2 separate regions of the Homo sapiens genome follow, and region 2 is linked to region 1. A link is a loop called in an ENCODE intact Hi-C map of the cell type or tissue named here. Cell type or tissue: heart right ventricle. All regions are shown on one strand. Each heading gives the region's core, and the rest is flanking DNA. Links, peaks and the distances in the headings are about the cores only.

Region 1 (13,354 bases), core at 5,331-7,830:
TCAGTTTTGGTGAGAAGAGGCTTCTGTGAGGAAGGGGTAGAAGATTATAGGAAGTGTGGGTCTCAAGGCAAGGAACTTGAAAAGCCACACCAGGGCTACACTAGGGGTTGGTGGGTGGAGGGTTGTGGTGGGATGAAGCCCAAGGTGTGGGTTAACCTCACAACAGCAGAGCCTGGACATGTAGAAGAAAAATTCTAGGTTTTTATAAGCACAGAAAGGTGGTAAGTTGGGCTGGGCGTGGTGGCTCACGCCTGTAATCCCAGCTCTTTGGGAGGCTATGGTGGGCAGATCACTAGAGGTCAGGAGTTTGAGACCAGCCTGCCCAACATGGTGGAACGCTGTCTCCACTAAAAATACAAAAAATTAGCCAGGCATGGTTGTGCACACCTGTAGTTTCATCTACTCAGGAGGCTGAGGCATGACAATCGCTTGAACCTAGGAGGCGGAGGTCAGAATGAGTTGAGATCACACCACTGCACTTCAGTCTGGGCAACAGAGTGAGGCTCTGTCTTTAAAAAAAAAAAAAAAAAAAGAAAGGGCTGGCTGTGGTGGCTCACTCCTGTAATCCCAATCCCAGCACTTTGGGAGGCTGAGGCAGGCAGATCGCCTGAGGTCGGGAATTCAAGACCAGCCTGACCAATATGGAGAAACCCCGTCTCTACTAAAAATACAAAAAAAAAAAAAAAAAAAAAATTAGCTGGGTGTGGTGGCACTTGCCTGTAATCCCAGCTACTCGGGAGGCCGAGGCAGGAGAATTGCTTGAACCCAGGAGGCAGAGGTTGCGGTGAGCCAAGATTCCGTCATTGCACTCCAGCCTTGGCAACAAGAGCAAAACTCTGTCTCAAAAAAAAAAAAAAAAAAAAGCTGGTAATGTGATGAGTCTATGTTAGTTCAGGTTTTACAAAAGCAAACAAGACACATGGGTGCAAGTAGGTTTTGCAGAGGTGATCTCAGGAAATATTAGGAGGAGTGAGGACACGAAAAACAGAGAGGAGGAAAACCTGCAAAGTGGGTTTCGTGAGTGGGCACTCTGCACCACTCGGGCTCAGTGAGAGGAACTCTCGGAGACCCCTATTTTGGAGTCATCCCACTTAAGGTCTGGAAGCTGGGGAAACTTGTCCAAATCTAGTGATTGAAGGTTGCTCTGGTAATGTTTTCTGCTGGGGTCAAGCCTGAGACAGAAAACGCCCATAGGAAGAGAGATGCAGAAAGCCAGTGTATTTATTAAAAGCTTAAAATGGCTTAAAACAGCACACATTCATTAGCTTATAGTTTCTGGGAGTCAGGACCTGGGCATGATTTAGTTGAGAGATGCTCTGCTCCAGGGTCGCTCATGAGGCCGCGATAAAGCTGTTGAGCAGGGTGGGGTGGGCATCTCATCTGAAGGCTCAGCTGGGGAAGAATCCACCTCTAAATTCACTTGCATGGTGGTGGGCAGAATTTACAGTTAGCCCTTGAACAACACAGGCGTGAACTTCATGGGTCCACTTACACATGGACTTTCTTCCTCCTCTGCCTTCCCTGAGACAGCAAAACCAACCCCTCCTCCTCTTCCTTCTCCTCAGCCTACTCAATGTGAAGATGATGAGGATGAAGACCTTTATGATGATCCACTTCCACTCAATGAATAGTCAATATATTTTCTTTTTAAATTTTATTTTAAAATAATTAATATTAATAATTTAAATTAAAAAAAGCAAATATTTTTTCCTTATGATTCTTAAATAACATTTTTCTTTTCTCTAGCATACTGTATTGTAAGAATATAGTGTATAGGCTGGGTGTGGTGGCTCAAACTTGTAATCCCAGCACTTTGGGAGGCCAAGTCGGGTGGAACACTTGAGGCCAGGGGTTCGAGACCAGGCTGGCCAACATGATGAAACCCTGTCTCTACTAAAAATGCAAAAATTAGCCAGGAGTGGAGGTGCATTCATGTAATCCCAGCTACTCGGGAGGCTGAGGCACGAGAATTGTTTGAGCCTGGGAAGTGGAGGTTGCAGTGAGCTGAGATCATGCCATTGCACTCCAGCCTGGGCAACAGAGGGAAATTGTGTCTCAAAAATAGATAAATAATACTAACTAACTAAATAAAACGCAGTGTATAATGCATAGAACATAGGAAATATGTGTTAATCGACTATGTGATTGGTAAGGCTTCTTGTCAACAGCAGGACATTAGTAGTTAAGCTTTTGGGAAGTCAAAAGTTATACATGGATTTTTCTGACTCTGTCTGGGGCCATCACCCATAACTCCTGCATTGTTTAAGGGTCCACTGTATTTCCTGCAAGGATGTTGGACTGAGAACCTGGGCTCCTTCTTGGCTGTTGGCTGGATTTTGCCCTCACTTTCTTGTTACTGGGCCTCTCTAAACCGGCACCTTGCTTTCAAAGCAAGAAAATCTTCTCACAAAATGGTAGTTAGAATGTTTTATAACCTACTCATGGAAGTAACATCCCCTCAGCATTGCCATATTCTATTGGTCAGATGCAAGTTACTCAAGGAGATCACAAGGGCCATGAACATTGAAAGATGGGTCTCCTTGGAGCCATCTTAGAGGCTGCCTGGCAGAGCTAGCGTGGGCAGAGGGAATGTGAGCAGGACTTACAGCATCTGCTGCAGGGGTAAGCAAATTCTGGTGAAGGAGAAGGGGTGTTGGTAAGGAAAGGTCAAGGGTAAATTATCTGTGTATAGAGATAAGCTGAGAACCCTGGGAGCCTTTGGTCCCAGACAGTGAGATCCACCCCTCAGCTGGGCAGAGCACTTAGCAACTCCCTGGTTCCTGGGTCTGAGCCCCTGAGGGCAGGACTAGAAGCTGCATCTTAAGGGATGTGCTGCTCTCTGCCAGGCGGTCTTTCTTGTGTTTCCCTGGAGAATCCTCATGGCTGGTCCACAGAGCAACACTTGGCAGAGGCTGTAGGGTGTAGATAGGGAGGGACTGTCCACTTCCTCAGTGTCAACTGAACTGGAAACCACAGCCTCACAAATTGGATCTCAGCCCAAAGGCTGGTCAGTTCTACCAGCCCTGTGATGCTTAGCCCCTCTGTCTAGCTTCAGTGGGAGGAAGTCCCCTAGACTTGGAATACCCTCTGTCCCGCTCCCTCCAGGACTATTAGGAAATTTATTCTTATACAGAAATGAAATCTATTTCCCTGAAGCTCAATTCCCTCTTTCTCTTGGAGACCAGCTCTCCAAGGGAGAAATCTGCTGCTTGGGATCCTTCCTCCTGTTGAAATTTTACAGGTTGGTGCTCAAAGGTATAAATAGTGTCTTAGATGTGGTTGGTTTAGAGCAGATATGAGAGGGGCGAGAGGGAACTCTCACCTCCCCACAAACTGCCCTTCTATTAACCTCCTCCGAGGGCCCACAAGCTCCCAACCCTGTGGCTGTCCAATTTCATCATGTGGAACCTCCAATCAAGTAGATGACTCCAGTTGTCTTTGGTGAGCAGCTGCCAAGTCACATTTCCTCTTTCCTGTACCTAGATTTTTGTTTGTTTGTTTTGGTTGGGGCGGGGTGGCAGAGTAAGAAGGAGCCTTGTCTATTCTGTACATCCAAGAAGAGAGATGGCCAGCATGATCCTGGCTTCAAGGGACAATTTATCTTGCCATTTTATGGCACAATGACCATGATGGACATAATATCAATAAAGCAAAAAATGCACGCTCAACTGTCCAGGGAGGAGGAAGATAAAGGACAGTAAGAGCAACTAATAATGATTCACAGTTGACACTCCTCTTTCACTCCAATGATCTCATTGATTTTTTAAGATAATGCTGCAAGAGAGCTATTAATATACTCAATTTACAGATGCAAAAAGCAACTTGTAGATATTGCTCAAATGCCACACAGCTATCAAACGGAGGATCTGGAGCAAGAACCCCTGGTGTTTTGTTATTTATGTATTTATTTATTTGACATGGTCTTGCTCTGCTGCCCAGGCTGGAGTGCAGTGGTGTGATCATAGCTCACTGTAACCTCAAACTTCTGGCCTCAGTTGATCCTCTTACCTCAGCCTCGTGAGTAGCTGAGACTACAGATGTGCACCATCATGCCTGGCTAATTCAAAAATTTTTGGTTTTGTATAGACAGGATCTTGCTATTTTGCCCAGGCTGGTATTAAACTTCTGGCCTCAAGCGATCCTCCATCTTGGCCTCCCAAAGTGCTGAGATTAAAGGTGTGAGCCACTACAGCAGGTGTATTTGTTTATTTTTGACACGTAAAAATTTTTTATATTTGCCGGGTGCGGTGGCTTACGCCTGTAATTCCAGCACTTTGGGAGGCCGAGGTGGGTGGATAACGAGGTCAGGAGATCGAGACCATCCTGGCTAACATGGTGAAACCCCGTCTCTACTAAAAAAAAAAAAAAAAAAAAAAAAAAAATTAACCAAGTGTGGTGGCGGGTGCCTGTAGACCCAGCTACTCAGGAGGCTGAAGAATGGTGTGAACCTGGGAGGCGGAACTTGCAGTGAGCTGAGATTACACCACTGCACTCCAGCCTGGGTGACAGAGTGAGACTCCATCTCAAAAAAAAAATTGTTTCTATTTAAGATGTACAATGTGATGTTTTGATATATGTATATGCACTATGAAGTGATTACCACAATTAACATATCCATCACTTCATATAGTTACTATTCTTTTGTGTGTGGTGGGAACATTTAAGATCTATTCTCGGCAGGGCGCAGTGGCTCACGCCTGTAATCCTAGCACTTTGGGAGGCTGACGCGGGTGGATCACTTGAGGCGAGGAGCTCAAGACCAGCCTGGCTATCATGGTGAAACCCCGTCTCTACTAAAAATACAAAAATCAGCCAGGCGTGGTGGCGGGTGCCCATTGTCCCAGCTGCTCAGGAGGTTGAGGCAGGAGAATCGCTTGAACCTGGGAGGTGGAGGTTGCAGTGAGCCGAGATCGTAATATTGCATTCCAGCCTGGATGACAAAGTGGAACTCCATCTAGAAAAAAAAAAAAAAAAGATCTGTTTACTATTCTCTTAGTAGTTTCAAGTATACAAACATTATTATCGACTATAGCTACCACGTTGTACATGAAACCCGGAATATGTTAATCTTGTAACTAAAATTTTGTAACCTTTCACCAACATCTTTATTTCGTCTGCCCTCCAGCCGCTAGCAACCACCTCTCTACTCTCTACTTCCAGGAGTTCAACTTCTTGAGAACCTGTTTAGGAGTCGAAGTTTTAGAGTTTGTTTAGAAGTTTACGTGAGATCATGCAGTATTTGTCTCTCTGTGTCTAGCTTATTTCACTTAGCATAACATCCTCTAGGTTCATTCATGTTGTTGCAAATGGCAGGATTTCCTTATTTTTTAAGGCTGTATAATATTCCATTGTATATATGCCACATTTTCTTGATCTAGTCATTGGTCTATGGACTTCTATGTTGTTTCCATATCTTGGTTATTGTGAATAATGCTTCAGTGAACACAAGAGTGGAGATATAAATTCCTTTGGATATATACCTAGAAGTGAGATTGCTGGATGATATGGTAATTCTATTTTCAGTCTTTTGAGGAACTGACATACTGTTTTCCATAATGGCTGTACCAATTTACAGTCTCACCAACAGAGATGAGGAGATCCCTGGGATTTTGTCCCCAAATTCTGTACACTTGCAGTTGCACATTCTGTTCTCTTTAATGTACATATCCATACGTTGTGTGAATTATTCGGTCCTGGACAAGTCGTTATTGAGAACCCACTAAGATAGTAGGAAGTATGAGGTATAAAAAAGAGTTGAACGACTTGTCCTCAAGGAGTTCATGACCTGCTGGGGTGAGATAAGATCTATATACCAAACAATTTAAAAATTATGGGCTGGGCGCGGTGGCTCACACCTGTAATCCCAACACTTCGGGAGGCCAAGGTGGGCAGACCACTTGAGGTCAGGATTTCGAGACCAGCCTGGCCAACATGGTGAAACCCCATCTCTACTAAAAATGCAAAAAATTAGCTGAGTGTGGTGGCGCACACCTGTAATCCCAGCTACATGGGAGGCTGAGGCAGGAGAATCACTTGAACTCAGGAGGTGGAAGTTGCAGTGAGCCAAGATCACATCATTGCACTGCAGCCTGGGTGACAGAGTGAGACTCTGTCTCAAAAAAAAAAAAAAAATATGGAAAATAGTCTCAGACTCTATCAGATTATAAGAGTTTTATGACAGTCTAGGAGGGCTATACCAATTTGGAGATGTGCAGCTTAATTGAAGATGCTTAATAGAAGAAACTTCTGTGGTTTACGATAATTTCTGAGTAATTTAGCACAATTAAGAAATTAATATTTCTCACAGAGGGATGACAGAAACTGTAGGGGAGTTGCAGTATCATTTATGTCCACCAGATGATGCCACCATTCAGTGGAATTCCAGAGTTTTGCTTTGGGGATACAAGTACAGTTGTGGTTAAATTCAAGATGATGTCTAGAAAGATATTTTAACCTGTTTCAGACATAAATAATTTTCTTACTGCAATTTTACATGGAGTTCATGCACAGAAGCAATAGAGAATTTGAAAACAAACAAAGAACTCCTCAAATTTCTTTCAGGTTAATTCCGTACATTGACCCATTTTCCTAGCTGGGTCTTAACCACTTTTTTGTATTTGCTCTAAGTCAAGTGACAATGAGATTAATAGAAGGTGGCAGAGAGCTGTGCCTGGAGACCCAGTCTGGTAGGGAAGACCACCACCTTAGAGGTAAACTTCTTCCTCTATTAGGCATTTACTCTCACTATATATGCAAATATATTCCCTACAGCAAATCTCCATAAACAACAGATTCAGCCCAGTGGAAAAGCCAGTATGGACAGCCTGATGCAATTATATTCAGCATTAATGAACTGTGGGCTTCATCCTAATGTGTTGATATTTAGTAATCTTTGATAATGAAAGAGGGTGTAGCCTTTGAAGTCAAAGTGTCTGATGCTGCTGCATAGTTCTAACCACGAACGTTCATTATTTTGTTTGACAAATTGGCCTGCTTTGGAATATTAAACACTCAGTCTTTAGAGTGCGAAGAAGATAAAAGCAACTCTGTTTGTTGTGCTCATCGAGACTATTTCCCAAGAAGCCCAAAGCTCTTATAAGGTTTTATCTGGGAGATCCCATCTCTACGAATCTGCCTTCATCTCTCTGGAGGTGGCTGTGACAGGCATGTTCATTTGCACTCTCATTTAGGGGGAGGAGGGCCCAATTTCTTTGGCCCAGGCTGCCTCGGCCAGCCCTTGGAGTTCAGCATCTGCTGTTGTTGTACACAACCAACCCCTCTTAGAGGACTCAGAAGGCCCCTGGGTACCAGAGGGCCAAGACACTTAGGAATGCCCTCATGGAAAGCCACAATGGGAGAAGATGGGACAAGTGTCTTCCATTGCTCTGTTGTGCCCAGCAGGAAATGGGGATCCCCACAGTGCTTCTTTGGCATTCTTGTGAGACACTCTGCTCTGGCGGTGGTCAAACCACAATGGAGATGCGATGATCAGTCAATAATGATTATGATTAAAGTACCTAAGCTAAGATCCCTTAGGTACTTATGCTCTAGGGATTATACACACTGCTCTGGATGTTTTATTTTAACTCATACGATCACCTTATGAGTTGTATGCCAATTGTAATCCACCCTATCTTCTTGTTTCCAAAGTCTCTTAAATTTTTTTAAATTTTTTTGGCCAGGTGCAGTGGCTCATGCCTGTAATCCCAGCACTTTGGGAGGCCGAGGCGGGTGGATCACTTGAGGTCAGAAGTTCGAGACCAGCCTGGCCAACATGGTGAAACTCTGTCTCTATTGAAAAATACAGAATTTAACCAGACATGGTGGCACGTGTCTGTAATCTCAGCTACTTGGGAGGCTGAGGCAGGAGAATTGCATGAACCTGGGAGGCAGAGGTTGCAGTGAGCCGAGATCACACCACTGCACTCCAGCCTGGGTGACAGAGCAAGATACCATCTCCCAAAAAAAAAAAAAAATTAAATTAAAATTTTTATTTTTAATGTATTTTTTACTCTTTAGAGATAGAGCCTTGCTCTGTTGCCCAGGCTGGAGCACAGTGGCATGAACACAGCTCTCTGCAGCCTCAAACTCTTGGGCTCAGGCGATCCTCCTGCCTTAGCCTCCCAAGTAGCTGGGACTACAGGTGCATACCACCATGCCACTATGCTAGGCTAACTTTTTAAAATTATTTTTCGAAGAGACAGGGGTCTTGCTTTATTGTGCAGGCTGGTCTTGAACTCCTGTCCTCAACTGATCCTCCTGCCTCAGCCTCCCAAAGTGCTGGGATTACAGGCATAATCCCACGTCCAGCTTCAGTTGCCGCAGTCTTGATTTTGTAGTTTCCACTCTCTTTTGAGTGGTCACATGCAGTGAGAGGAGGTATTTCAAACACCAGGACTGACTCCTGGTTGGTCTAAGACCAAGGCAATCCTAGGAGTCTTGGTTTATGAATGAGCATGCAGTTGGGGCGCCACACATCGGTGTTCATGTTGCACACAGTCCGAAGGTACCACACCTAAGAGGGCATCATTCACATCATACACATACATTAACTGACAAGAGTGCTCAGGCATGAAGCTTCTGACCTTCTGGCTGAATTATAGAGCAGCTCTGTCCCATAGATCTTTCTGTGTTGATGAAAATGTTCTTTTGAATACAACAGACACTAGCCACATGTAGCTACTGAGCACTTGAAGTGTGGCCAGTACAACTGACGAACAAATGAATTTTTGATTTTATTTAATTTTAACTAATTTAATATTAAATTGAAATAGCATTATGTGGCTGATGGTTGCCATATTGGACCATGCAGTTTTAGATCATAAATCCCTCTCAGCATCTTCCATTGAGACCACACTGTCGGGAACATGTACACACACAATCACTCCCAAATTCAACCAGAGGGGTGTCTCCAAGGAGAAGTCTTGCGTGAGAAAGAGGATCCCATCTCCAGTTTGCATAAAGGCAAAGTGTAGGCCCACAGCAGCCCTGACTGTGATCCATGTCTCCACAACGAGGGTGGGAAGAAAGTGCTTCTGGGAAAAGTTTTTTTTCCCAACTATCCAAATAAGACACATCAGAACAGCAGCCTGGGCATGGTGGCTCATGCCTGTAATCCCAGCACTTTGGGAGGCCGAGGTGGGCAGATCACTTGAGGTCAGGAGTTTGAGACCAGCCTGGCCAACATGGCAAAACCCTGTCTTTACTGAAAAAACAAAAATTAGAGGCCAGGTGTGGTGGCTCATGCCTGTAATCCCAGCACTTTGGGAGGCCGAGGTGGGCGGATCACCTGAGGTCAGGAGTTTGAGACTGGCCTGGCCAATGTGGTGAAACCCCATCTTTATTAAAAATACAAAAAATTACCTGGGCATGGTGGCGAGCACCTGTAATCCCATCTACTCGGGAGGCTGAGGCAGGAGAATTGCTGGGACCTGGCAAGTGGAGGTTGCAGTGAGCCGAGATCGCGCCGTTGCACTCCAGTCTGAGTGACAGAGTGAGACTCCGTCTGAAAAAAACAAAAAACAAAAAAAACCCCAAATAAACAAAAAAAACAAAAATTATCCAGTCATGGTGGTGCACACCTGTAATCCCAGCTACTCTGGAGGCTGAGGCAGCAAATTGCTTGAACCCGGGAGGCAGAGGTTGCAGTAAGCTGAGATCATGCCACTGCACTCCAGCCTGAGTGACACAGTGAGACTCTGTCTCCAAAACAAGCCCCTCAAACTCCATCAATTGAAAACCAAGGCTGGGATTTTCTCCCTTGCTGAAATTGAGAGATGCTCACCTTAGTGCTTCCCCTGAGGATTCTGGGCTGTTTGAAAAGAGACACAGGCATCTGAAAAGAGTCCCCCCAGGGAGCACCGTGTGGATCCACGGGCAAACCAAGGCTTCTCAGGACATCCTCTTAAGATTCGACCCTGGGACTCAGGTGAGGGAAGAGCCTCATGCAGTGTGGGTGTGGGGAATTGGGGCCTGCCTTGAGCAGCATCTTCCATTGAGTATTCGCTAAGTCAGTGCTTGCAGCAATGTTTTAGAACGTTAACTACCGTGAGTAATGAGCTGTATGAGTGGTGGCTCATGCCTGTAATCCTAACACTTTGGGAGGCCAAGTTGGGTGGGTTGCTTGAGCTCAGGAGTTCGAGACTAGCCTGGGCAACATGGCGAAACTCTGTCTCTACCAAAAATACAAAAATTAGCCGGGCATGGTGGTGTGCACCTGTGGTCCCAGCTACTCGGGAGGCTAAGGTGGGAGAATCACCTGAGTCTGGGAGGCAGAGGTTGCAGTGAGCCTGAGATCACATCACTGCAGTCCAGCCTGGATGACAGAGTGAGACCCCATCTCAACAAAACAAAAACAAAAAGAAACTAGCAAAAAAGAAAAAAAAAATCAGCATACCTGGTGATCGATCAGATATGGGGGGCAGCAGGATCGAGGGGCTTTTCCACTGGTCTGCAGGGGCAGCCAGAGGTGCTGAAGAATTAATGCTCCTAGAAGCAATTTTTAACCAATGACGGATTAGAGTCTGTTGATAAATACTCCAACTTCTTCACCCTTGGTTGGGATAACTCCAAGGTGTGTTCTACACAAGGGCTCAGCAAACTAAATCCCAAGGACCAAATCCAGCCACCACCCATTTTGTAAAAAAGTGTTATTGGAACACAGCCATGATCATTTGTTTACATATGGTCTATGACTGTCTTCACATTCCAGTGGTAGAGTTGAGTAGTTGTGACAGAGACTGCCTGGCTTGGAAAGCCAAAAATATTTACTGTCTGGGCTTTTCAGAAAAGCGTACTGTTGCCTGTTTTATACAGTTTCCCAGGTTCCAGGTGGGACTGAGCTTCAGGTGCCCACAGTGGCCACTTTGATAACGCACTATTGGCTTTCTTCCCTTTCCTGTTTCACTTCTCCTCTCTTCTATTATAAACTATGTGCCCTTGAATTATTGCATCAAAACCTGCTTCTGAGGGAATTCAACCAATACAGTCACACAGCAATCAGAAATACTTAAGGCTTCTTAAATTCAAAGACTATTTTTTGGGGTATGATGGTGCTCACCATACGCAGTGAGATTAGTAGTGATAAAACCTGTGATGGGGTTTTGCAGCGTGAGAGTAAGAGGCTGCTGTGGTTTGAATGTTGGTGTCCCCCTCCCACTGCCCCAGGATTCCTGTGTTAGAACCTAATAACTGATGTGATAGTTTAAGAGGTGGGGCCTTTGGGAAGTGATTAGATCATGAGGGCTCCATCCTTATAAATGGGATTAGTGTTCTTATAAAAGAGGTGCGGTGGCTCACACCTGTAATCCCAGCACTTTGGGAGGCCCAGGTGGGTGGATCACCTGAGGTCAGGAGTTCAAGACCAGCCTGGCCAACATGGTAAAACCCCATCTCTACTAAAAACACAAAAATTAGTCGGGCACGGTGGCGCACACCTGTAATCCCAGCTACTCGGGAGGCTGAGGCAGGAGAATCATTTGAACCCAGGAGGTAGAGGTTGCAGCGGGCTAAGATTGTGCCACTGCACTCTAGACTCTGTCTCAAAAATAAAAATAAAAATAAAAATAAAATAAAATAAAAGAGGCTCAGCAAGCTCTCTTGCCCCTATTGTCACGTGAGGATGCAGCAAGAAGGCACCATATTTGAAAAAGAACAAGCCCTTTCCAGACACTGAATCTGCTAGCACCTTGGTCTTGGATTTCCCAGCCTCCAGAACTGTGAGCAATACATTTCTGTTGTCATGTTAACAAATTACCCAGTGTAAGGCTTTTTTTTTTTTTTTTTTTTTTTTTTTTTTTTTTTTTAAATAGCAACTGGAACAAATTAAGGGACCAATGCTTTCCAGAGCAACAGAAAGTATACTCTGGTCTATGAACTTAACAACGTGCCTGGACACCTCTGCATTAATCATCACTCTTTTTTTTTCCCCACCTGTAAACTTACATTGTTTTTCCACAACTTTCCCTCATATCTTGTAAGAACTCACTCTAATACTTTGAGTGAGTCAGAAGGAGAGTTGAGGACAACACCTGCAGAAGGGTGGCAACTTGCTCTGTCAGCCCTTTGCTCTTGTGGGGATGGGATGGCCCACCCAGTTCATTCCTGAGGCAAAGGCCCAGCAAATGCCTCTTCTCTAGCTCCTTGCAGAGGGCCATGTGCTGCCTGGAAGGCCATGGACAATGGTGCTGCACTGTCCCAGCACCGTGGTAGGGGCAGATGAGAGATGCTCTTTATATATCAGTGCTGTGCCTTTCCAGCTCCCTACACTTCTGCTTCAGGCTATCTCCCTACAGGATCATCCCAACTGGGGACACAGTGTGAAGTGGATATGCCTCAAATCCAACCACAGTATAAACTTCTTATGGCACCACTGGGCCAGTTTCTTCAACTGTTAGATCTGGAAAAGAGGAATACTGTAGCAGAGAAAAGGAGGCCTAGCATGACTAGCTCCATTTTGCCCCTAACTGCACCACCCTCCCTCCTACTCCTGCCATGGTGATATCTTTTGGTTTAACTGCTTTTTGTTTGTTTGTTTGAGACGGAGTTTCACTGTTATTGCCCAGGCTGGAGTGCAATGGTGTGATCTTGGCTCACGGCAACCTCTGCCTCCCAGGTTCAAGTGATTCTCCTGCTTCAACCTCCCGAGTATCTGGGATTATAGGCACCCACCACCACGCCCGGCTAATTTTTGTATTTTTAGTAGAGACGGGGTTTCGCCATGTTGCCCAGGCTGGTCTTGAACTCCTGACCTCAGGTGATCCGCCTGCCTCGGCCTCTCAAAGTACTGGGATTACAGGCGTGAGCCACTGTGCCTGGCCAGTTTAACCGCTTTTGCTTATCTCTGCACGTAGGCCAAGCTAACTATGGGAAGAATTTAGCTTAGAGTTTAATTTTAAAGCAAGAATAATCATAGTCCCTTCCCAAAACTAACCCCCGGGGAGATAGGAGAGCACACACAAGTAAGCATGCTATGCTAAAATTTATAGAAGCACTGTGACCTGGTCACGGACAAAGAAGTTTCACAACCTCCCCCGCTTGGACTCTTACTGCCACCCAGATGTCTGTGATCATCAGTCACCTCTTGATCTCAACCCCCCGCCCCCTTTCCCTTTCCCCTAACATAACAGGAGCCTAGAATTCTATTAGCTTAGGGTGTTTCTTTAGGACACTAGTCCGCCATCTTCTCAATTTGCTGGCTCTTCTTAATAAAAGGTGTTTTCCTTGTCCCAATTCCTTATCTCTTGACTTATTGGCTGTGATGCAGTGAGCAGTACAAGCTTTGGACTTGGTTACAATACCTCAAGTGGTATGAGGATTAAATGGGTAAATACCTACGCTAAGAGTACTTAGAACA
Region 2 (9,207 bases), core at 759-3,258, 99 kb after region 1:
GCAAATAGTAATTAATATGTCATGGGGCGGCCGCTGCCGCATTGCTAAGAATAATCCCTGCTGGAGAGCTCCGGCTCAGCGCGGCAAGCCGGACCCACGGGTGTCTAATCCACCGGGTGGGGAATTCCAGGGGAAGTAGTTCTGTAGCCGGGCCCCTCCAGCCCTGCCCCCTGCCCTTCCCGGGCAGGGACGGAGATGAACAGCCCGGGAGAGAGACACCCAGGAGCGATCCGGAGTGACTGACAGTTGAAACCAGCCAGGGGCGTTCTGGGGAAATTTGCGTCTGAAGATACAAATGCTTCCTTAGAACAAGCTGCCATCCTGACAGTCATCCCGGGCAGAGTCCGAGGTCCAGCATTTTAGTGGAAGCTGGTCAGGTGTAGGGGTACTTACATAGCTCTCGTGCAGCCCCCTCAGCTTGCCTGACTTCGGGTGAACACATATTTATTGAGATCCTACAAACCCTGCATTTAGACACTTTGAACTGGATTCCTTTTGGTTTCGAAGCCACTCTCTGGGCCCCGTTTCTTCATTAACCGAGCTCAGAAATCGTTTCTGGCTGCTCAAAGAAGTGCTGTTTCGACAGAACCTTGACAGTTCGTCCATGGTGCGTCTGTGTATTGCGGTGGGTTTTCCTTTAAGACTCCATTTTCAGAGCTGCCTGCTTTATTTACTTAGCTGAAAGTAGGTAAACACATCCCCAGTTCCCTACACTCTTTTTGTTGTAATATTTTCAGCTACAGGGACTGTGATGCACTAAAAAGCCTTCCTTCTGTGCCCATCCTGGTGAGAACTGGCATTGTACTGTATTTTTAAATGTTTTTTTTTTTTTTCCAGTATTGGCATAAAGGATGTTTCCATTGTGAGGTCTGCAAGATGGCACTCAACATGAACAACTACAAAGGCTATGAAAAGAAGCCCTATTGTAATGCGTAAGTATTGTCAACACGCTGTCCAGGTGTGGCACAGCCTCAGAGCTTGAGAGCCAGTGGACCTGCCTGTTTTGAAGAACTGACTCACTGTGTCACCCAGGTGTGGCAGGGGCCAGTTACCTGTTTATATCACAGACTCTGGGGCCATGTACTTTGTTGACGATCACTGCTTTTTATACCTTTCTAATGTGTTGGGTAACGTCTATGCATCTTCAATCAGGTTAGTTTTTGAGGTTCGCAGTGTTACAGCCTTAGGGACACTTATTAGAAGCTGCTGAACTTCCCCACTGAGAACGTGTGGGCTCTGAAGTGCATGTCAGGTAGATTTCCATTTTAATCCTGTGTCAATTTCCATTTTAATCATAGGATGTTGCCATACTGCAATTTCATACCTGAACCTAGTTGCTATGGAAAGGAGTCTTGCTCATTTGGTCTTAGCTGAGACCACTGCAGAGATTCTGGGCTTAAACAGGAAATCAAAGAATGGTTTGGAGAATGGAACCAAAGACATGGGTATTCCTGGCTGGTTAGTAGTAGGTCGTTTGTAGTAGACCGACTGAAGTAGACCGGGTACTTCCGACTGGTTAGTGCTGTAGTAGGTGGGGATTAAAAAAGGTAAGCCTTCTTTGGAAGGCTTTTGTGTAGGCATGCTGCTAGCCTAGAATAGCAATTAGCTAGCATTTATATCGCGCTCACCGTGTGTCAAGCTCTGTTCTAAGCACTTTATGCATACTGATCATTTAATCTTTACAACGACCCTACGAGTTAGGGGACACTATTATTACCCCCATGTGGCGGGTAATGAAATTGCGGCCTTGAGAGGATCAGGCTCAGGAGGGGGCTCAGATCACTCCTGGAGGCTACTGGTGGTTTGATTTGGCTAGTGTTTCCAAATGTCTACCTTGCTGCCCAGGGGCATATGTTTCTCCACTCCTGTGAACATCCCCCTACCCCAGACTGCTTTCAACTGTAAGCTCTTGGCCCTGATGGTTAAGTTTTCTCTTTCTTTTCCTTTCTTTCTTTTTTTTTTTTCTTTTTTTTTTTTTTGAGACAGAAGTTTGCTCCTGTTGCCCAGGCTGTAGTGCAATGGCATGATCTTGGCTCACTGCAACCACCACCTCCCAGGTTCAAGCGATTCTTCTGCCTCAGCCTCCCGAGTAGTTGGGATTACAAGCATGCGCCACCATGCTCAGTTAATTTTGTATTTTTAGTAGAGACGGGGTTTCTCCATGTTGGTCAGGCTGGCCTCGAACTCTGGACCTCAGGTGATCTGCCCCGCTCGGCCTCCCAAGGTGCTGGAATTACCGGCGTGAGCCACCGCACCTGGCCTGATGTTTGAGTTTTCTCACCAGTTCCCCTGTGTGGTTGGCATAGTCTGGAGGCAGCAAAGGGGCCTTTGGACCCCTGGCCTTTTGGCTGGAATGTTGCCAGAGATTCATCCTCCCTACAGTTTTTGAAGTAGGTTCATCATTCAGGTCTCCTAGAGATGGAGGGCCCTTGGTTAATTCATGCTTCATTACATACTGACAGTATGTTATCATAGACAGTATATTTTTGGTAAGCAAATGGAATCACTCATACCTCTCTGGCAAATAACTTAAAAAAAATTTTATCTGGTGAAGACTGTTTAATATGTGTTTTTCCTTACTCCTTAGTGCTTACAGGTAGACCAGAAACTTTTCAAGAAATCAGAAAATGGGGGCATTGAACAGAATTCAGGACTTTCTTGGAGAGGGGAAGTCCACAGATATTCCCCAAACTTTCTGATGTCTTCGATCCTCCTACACCGTGCTTCCTATTGGAATAGCGTGAAGCAAAAATGAGGTTTCAGTATCATGATTTCCTGCTTCCCTTCCAGAGAGCCATAAATGACTGGTTAAAGATCAAAGGCAGGCGTAAGGAGAAGGGAAAGGGCCCCAAGCACCCATAAACGGGATAATTGTTCTTTGGTTAAAGGAAAGTGAACCATTCTTCCTGTAACTGTTTCAGTGGGCAGCCTGTTTCCATCAGGCTTTATGGACCACATCAGGATTCAGGATTCTTTACAGGGCAGGGCCAGGAATTTAACCCCAGTGATAACAATGCCTTTGGGTGGCCCTGGTAGGCCTGAAGGGATTGGGAGGGAAGGAGGAAAGAGACAGAAAGAAAATGGGGAGAGAATAGCAATTACAACAATGAGAGAGAATTGGATAAGGGAGAAAAAGAAATGATCAAAAATAAAAGGACAGAAAAAGGTTCTACTGAAGTAGAGTCATTGACTGCATTGGGATACTTGAAAATTATTTAGTGCTTATTGCTTAGTTCGAGTTCAATCTGATTTAAAAAGTTTATGAGATTCTGGATGAGTTGGGAAGAGCTATTTTGCACTTTGACTTGATAGTGATGAGTGCCCAGAAACGTTGAGATGTGGGCCCCAAAAGGAAATGATTCTACTTATGAAAAAGAAACATCCCGTTGTTTTGTTTCATAGGTCTTAACCTTATTTTTAATACTCTCAACATACCTGTATAGAATGTTTATAGATTTTTCTCTCTAAAATTTCTCATATGATTCCAGTACATTATTTTTAGTTTTAAGTTGAATTCTGAGGGTAGCACCCTAGGATTTTTGCCTCATTTTGAACCTGGAAGTCTACTTGATTGAGCAGATAAATAGGGGGAAATAGGAATTCATCCTTAGTGAATGAATGTGTAGACAGCTGATATTTAAAATTTAGCTTTAGGTTCATGTCATATGCTAACTCTAGAAAATGGAGCCTGGCAAAGTTTTGGATTCTGTCTGCTAAGAGGGTTCTGGGCTCAAAGGTCCCTGCTGTCAGTCTGTAGTCTGAAAAGGATACGTGTTGCCATGTAAACTGGCTGGGCAGTATGGATTGCCCTCTGGGGATCCTGACTCATTGGCTCTAATTCACGTGGTGCATGTCAATCAGCTGCTCCCTGTGGTTGTGGCCAGAGGGCCGCCATAATTTCTCCGGGTCAATGGTAGAAAATTGATTTTCTTATGTATACTGCTACCAGAAAATGAAACATTTGCTTTCCATGTAATGCAATATTTTATCTGTACCTGGTTTGGTTCAGGAGTCAATGTATATACATGCTTAAATGAAAACAACTCTTCGTCTTCCCCTGTCACTTTTTATTGTGAAAATTTTCATACATGAAAAAAAAGTAAAAGAATAATACAAGGAACATCTCTATCCCCTCCACCGACATTCAGCTATTATTAACATTTTGCCATGTTTGCTGCTTCATATTTTGATCTAATTATATGTCCAAATATATATATATATATATATATATATATATATATATATATTTTTTTTTTTTTTTTTTTGTAGACGGAGTCTCACTCTGTAGCGCAGGCTGGAGTGCAGTGGCTCAATTTCAGTTCACTGCAAGCTCTGCCTCCTGGGTTCATGCCATTCTGCTGCCTCAGCCTCCCGAGTAGCTGGGACTAGGGGCGCCCGCCACCAAGCCCGGCTAATTTTTTGTATTTTTTAGTAGAGATAGGGTTTCACCATGTTAGCTAGGATGGTCTCGATCTCCTGACCTTGTGATCCACCCGCCTCAGCCTCCCAAAGTGCTGAGATTACAGGCATGAGCCACCGCGCCCGGCCACTGTTGAGCCATTTTTCCATTTCATACATCAAGTTGGTTTCATACATCGTGACATTTCATCCCTAGAAACTACGTCATGCATGCACTAAGACTAAGGACATTTTCTTCAAGAATCATAGAGCTTTTATTACACTTAAGAAAATTAACAAATGCATTATTATAACATCTTATATCCTGTCTAATTTTACATTTCCCCCATTGTCCTAAGAATGTTCTTTACAGTTTTTTTTAAAAGCCAGGATCCAATCAGCGCTCATACTTTACATTTAGCTGTTATGAAAATGACAACTTTTCTTAGCTATTAGAGATTCAATATCAGTTATTCAAGTTCTGCTATTATTTCTACTGATTTACAGAATCTCTCACAGTTTTCAAGAAAAGGGCTTAAGTAGCATTTCTTATGAAAAAACATCCATAATTAAATGAAGAACCTTTAAAATAAATATTAAGAATATGCTTAAGAATTGGAAACCATGAGCATAGACATTTGGAATTATTGTAAGAAAACATAAAGATTTCTCATTTTAATCGCTACCTGAGGGCATTCTTTAATGGAATGAAGTAGTGAGTGCTTCTTCAGTTTAAATATGTTGCTTGTTTATATTCTCATGTGTTTAGAGAAGAAACAAGTATTCTGTTTGATTTCATGCAAAGGAGAACATGTATAAAATATAATTTACATGATATTTAAATTTTGATCTTTTGATAGAACGATCAAAGTATAGTACACACTAGATGTAAGATTGGGCGTAATACCCATTTTGCTCCTAACGCAGCAGTGCACACTATTAAAATATTTAAAAACAAACTGGTGTACTTGAGTGCGTGCCATGTTTTCATAAGCTTTTATGTTTCATAAGCAGGCAATGGATTCTTTAGCACATTTGGGATTTTTTTCACCATGGAACTTGCAAAGAAATGAGGACTAGGCAAAATTGTTATCACTAAGAGGTGCCGAGAAAATAACACTTGATGATTAGACAAAAAACATAGCTAATATTTCTATGTGAATTTATATGCCAAGCTAAACTATAAACATTTTGCTACCCAGCAAGCCACACAATGAGTATAAACCCTAAGACCATTTGTCAAATAAATTATTTAATTTGTTGTGTGTATAAGTCAAAATTGCATTTACTATGTCTTTTTAAAATATACGTCGGTTCTTAAAATTTCTTGAGAGGTATTACCACTTAGAAGTAGCATTGCCAAGACTGACCAGCTAATGTGTTCTCACCAAATGTCAAGTTATATTAGGTCTGGGGTGCCACCAAGGAACGACGCAATAGTTTAACATGACCTTGCCAATAATTTCCCCAGAACATTATTTCGGCTGAACATTATTCACAGACATATTTTTGGGCTGAACATTTCCTCTGACCTGCCTACATTTACTATACCTTGTATCTTAGTCAAATGTATCTTTAATTATGGGGCTAAAAGAACAGAAGTATCCAGTGAAGTATCTTTAGTGATCCAAGTAAGATTCCCTCTCATCAAAGAGTTTCACTTAACATGGTTTCCGAAGACTTTAAAAAATAAAACAGCAGGCGCTGAGTGTTGTGTTTACTTTCGGTCTGCCTGTGTTCACATTCCCTCTCGTGAATATTTATTGACTTTCTACCGCCTGCAAGAGGCTGGGCTGGGTGCATCTCGTGACGAGTCACCCAGAACGGTCAGCACAGTTCTGCCGGCCCCTGTTGAGTGTGATTATCGAGGCCAGTGCTCCGCTGCCTCTCACGTACCATTTCGCTGCTGGTCACTCCTCATTAGTGCCTTTCCTAAGGGTAATCAGAGGACACAGAAGGAAATTAAATTGAAACCTGAGAGTATTCCCACCATCTATTTTCCTTATCTGTAGTTGGGCCTCCTGAATTTGGTTCTAGAACACTCCAAGGACTTGAGTTATCTCAAGGAGATTGATGAAATTCCTGCTATGAAGTTAGCTTTGATTACAAAACAATGTGTCACAAAGTACAACATGTTCTAATTGGAGTTTTGGAGCTAGATGGAGCTGGAGTTGAATCCTAGCTCCATCCTGGCCTACTGAGCAAGTCTCTCGATTGCCAAGCATCAGTTTCTCCATCTGTCAAATGGGCACAGTAATACTAAACCCACAGGGCTGTATGAGAAGTAACAAAACAACACTAGGATAGGCCGTAGCCTGGTGTCTGGCACATGGCAGACCTCCAGGAAACAGTAGTGTCCGTCTTTCCTCATTGGTACTTTTTTGAGGGGTGAAGAAAGAGTGGGGAAGAGAGAAGAGGAAGTACATCAATAAATGATAAGAACTCACTCACACCTATTAAAAGGTTTATACCGAAGTTTTTCGCACTATGGGCTGCTACCCATTAGAGAGTTGTAACCAGAATTGAAAGAAGGAAGAAAAGAGAATGAGAAGAGAAAACATCAGAATTCATTTAAGTACTAAAAAGAGAATTCTTTCGGCAAACTTTTTTTTCAGTGATACGGGTACATATGTGTACTGGATCATGATGTAGAAAATTTTTTTTTCTTTTCTTTTTTTTTTTTTTTTTTTTTTTTTTGAGACACAGTCTCGCTCTGTCGCCCAGGCTGGAGTGCAGTGGCTTGATCTCGGCTCACTGCAAGCTCCGCCTCCCGGATTGACGCCATTCTCCTGCCTCAGCCTCCGGAGTAGCTGGGACTTCAGGCGCCCGCCACCAGGCCCGGCTAATTTTTTGTATTTTTAGTAGAGACGGGGTTTCACCATGTTAGCCAGGATGTTCTCGATCTCCTGACCTCGTGATCCTCCCACATCGGCCTCCCAATAGAAAATATTTTTTATTGGAAGTGGTGATTGAAAGATATGAGAAACACTAGTTTAGTTCCATATTGTTAATGCTCCATACATCAGAGAGCACTGAAAGTTACCTGTAACGTACAATGACATGCAATAAGTTTGTGAATCATAACAGCCACTTTTCTGTTTGTGCCCATCACACCCGACCCCACACCTTTCCCTGGGGTTCAGTCCAACACAGTCACCACATAGGTCTCAGCTCAGCAGTAAGAGCCCACACCACCCTGTGCAGGAACCATGAGCTTATCTGTCTGTATCCTCCAAGGGATCTGTCCCATGTATCTGCATATGCCCCCAAGCCTGGCACGTAGACGAGATTGGGCACGTCCAGGGTGGTATGGCCGTAGATGAGCCTGGCATTTAGAAGGTACTTGATAATATTAGTCACCTCAGGGACTGCGAGGACTGTGTGTAGCCTCTGCTCTTAGCCCCTAGTTTAGGATAAGGCCCAGGCTAGTTTCTTTTGGGAAGGCAGACAGAGCTTGCATGATCCAGAAGAACTGGATTAGGATGAGGCTTTGAGGAGCCTGATCTGTGGGGACTGGTGACTAGGGTTCATTAAGCCTGAATTCCAAGGGATAATAAAGTATCCTGCTGTTGGGATAGTCTCACGTTTTCTGATCTGTAATGAACGTAGTGGGAATTTACTTTCACTACTTAGAGGTCTGGTTTCAAAATGTGACATCTTTCTAAAAACATTTCTTATGAATGCTCATTTATTTCCTTCTGGGTTAAATTGTAATCTGTACAATGGGAAAATAATTCCCACCTACCAGGGACTTTATAGAGATTAAATGGGGAAATGTTTGTAAGCTTGAGCCCATCAAATAACACTTCAGGACCCAAATGTCAGTCCACTCTTTTACTTATAATAGTGAATGGAAAATTGTTGTCTCCTATTTCTCCCTTAAAGACAAGAGAAAAGGTCACATTGTTAAAAGTGACTGTTTCTATGGAAGGATATTGTGGCATGTTAGAGTTCTAGTTAGCATCCACTGCAATGTGCCCTGCCTGACTTTTTAGTTACATACCTCATGGAAAAAATTAAACCTTTGCCCCTTGACACAGTATCTGACGTGACAGGATGACAGTTTTCTTTTTTCTTTTTGGGTTATAATTGGATGATTGAAAACAAAGGAAGGAGATACTTTGAGCCAATAAAAAGGTTCCAGTGTATATACAAAATGATCTGGTTCTCAGTCACCGTATTGGACCGTTGGCAACATCTAATGCATTTTGGTATCTTTTAAGTCATTGTAGGGAATCATATTTACAAACCACACTCTGGGTTCTCTGTCCCATTTGCAATGTTTCTGAAAGGTGCCTTTGATGTGTAAGTTCTGCCTGTTTATGATGATGTATTTATTATGGAATGATGTCAGATTAGAAAAGATTTTGAGATGAAGCTCAGCAGATCTCTCCTCAATCATGGTGAAATGCAAGGTTAATGCAAGATATAGATATGTGTGCTTAAAGGTATATTGATTATGTGTCAAGGGCCTGTGCGAGAGGACATTTCAGTGGGTCCTCTTTAAATGTTTTCAGACGAGTGCTTTACAGAGTGGTTCCTAGGACATCAGGGAGTAAGAGAGATACAGACATAGCCATGCATGACACCCTTGTCCTCGAGGGCTTAGAACTCCTTTAAGTCTCTAGAGGAAGGAGAAATCAATTACGTTTCTGTTCTGTTTCAGTTCTTATAGTTAGTGTTACTAGGAAGACCTTGGCTTTTAGCCTTAGGAGACCTTGGCTTTACCGTGGAATCTAGAATAATATTTATGAGCTGAGTACCCAGAATGTTTTAGGAACTAAGTAAAATGATTATTATTGATTTCTT

The links. Hi-C counts contacts between places; a loop is a spot of excess contacts. Peaks named below come from ENCODE experiments on the same cell type or tissue, not always from the same donor. Only the 100,000 strongest peaks of a DNase experiment are listed, where the experiment ranks them.
Region 2: it touches region 1 in a loop (2.1-fold over the local background); 14 of 110 quality-filtered maps call a loop at or near these places.

What each region holds. Positions count from the first base shown.
Region 1 is chr10:21,263,147-21,276,500 of GRCh38, reverse strand. It overlaps a transcript of NEBL not described here. Among named protein-coding and RNA genes, the nearest start is that of NEBL-AS1, 96 kb to the right of the region's middle. In heart right ventricle, for the core only: a CTCF peak has its summit at 6,343 (motif pointing right); no DNase peak of the experiment used is centred there.
Region 2 is chr10:21,164,108-21,173,314 of GRCh38, reverse strand. It overlaps a transcript of NEBL not described here. Among named protein-coding and RNA genes, the nearest start is that of NEBL-AS1, 5.3 kb to the left of the region's middle. In heart right ventricle, for the core only: a CTCF peak has its summit at 1,764; no DNase peak of the experiment used is centred there; H3K4me3 peaks cover 696 bases.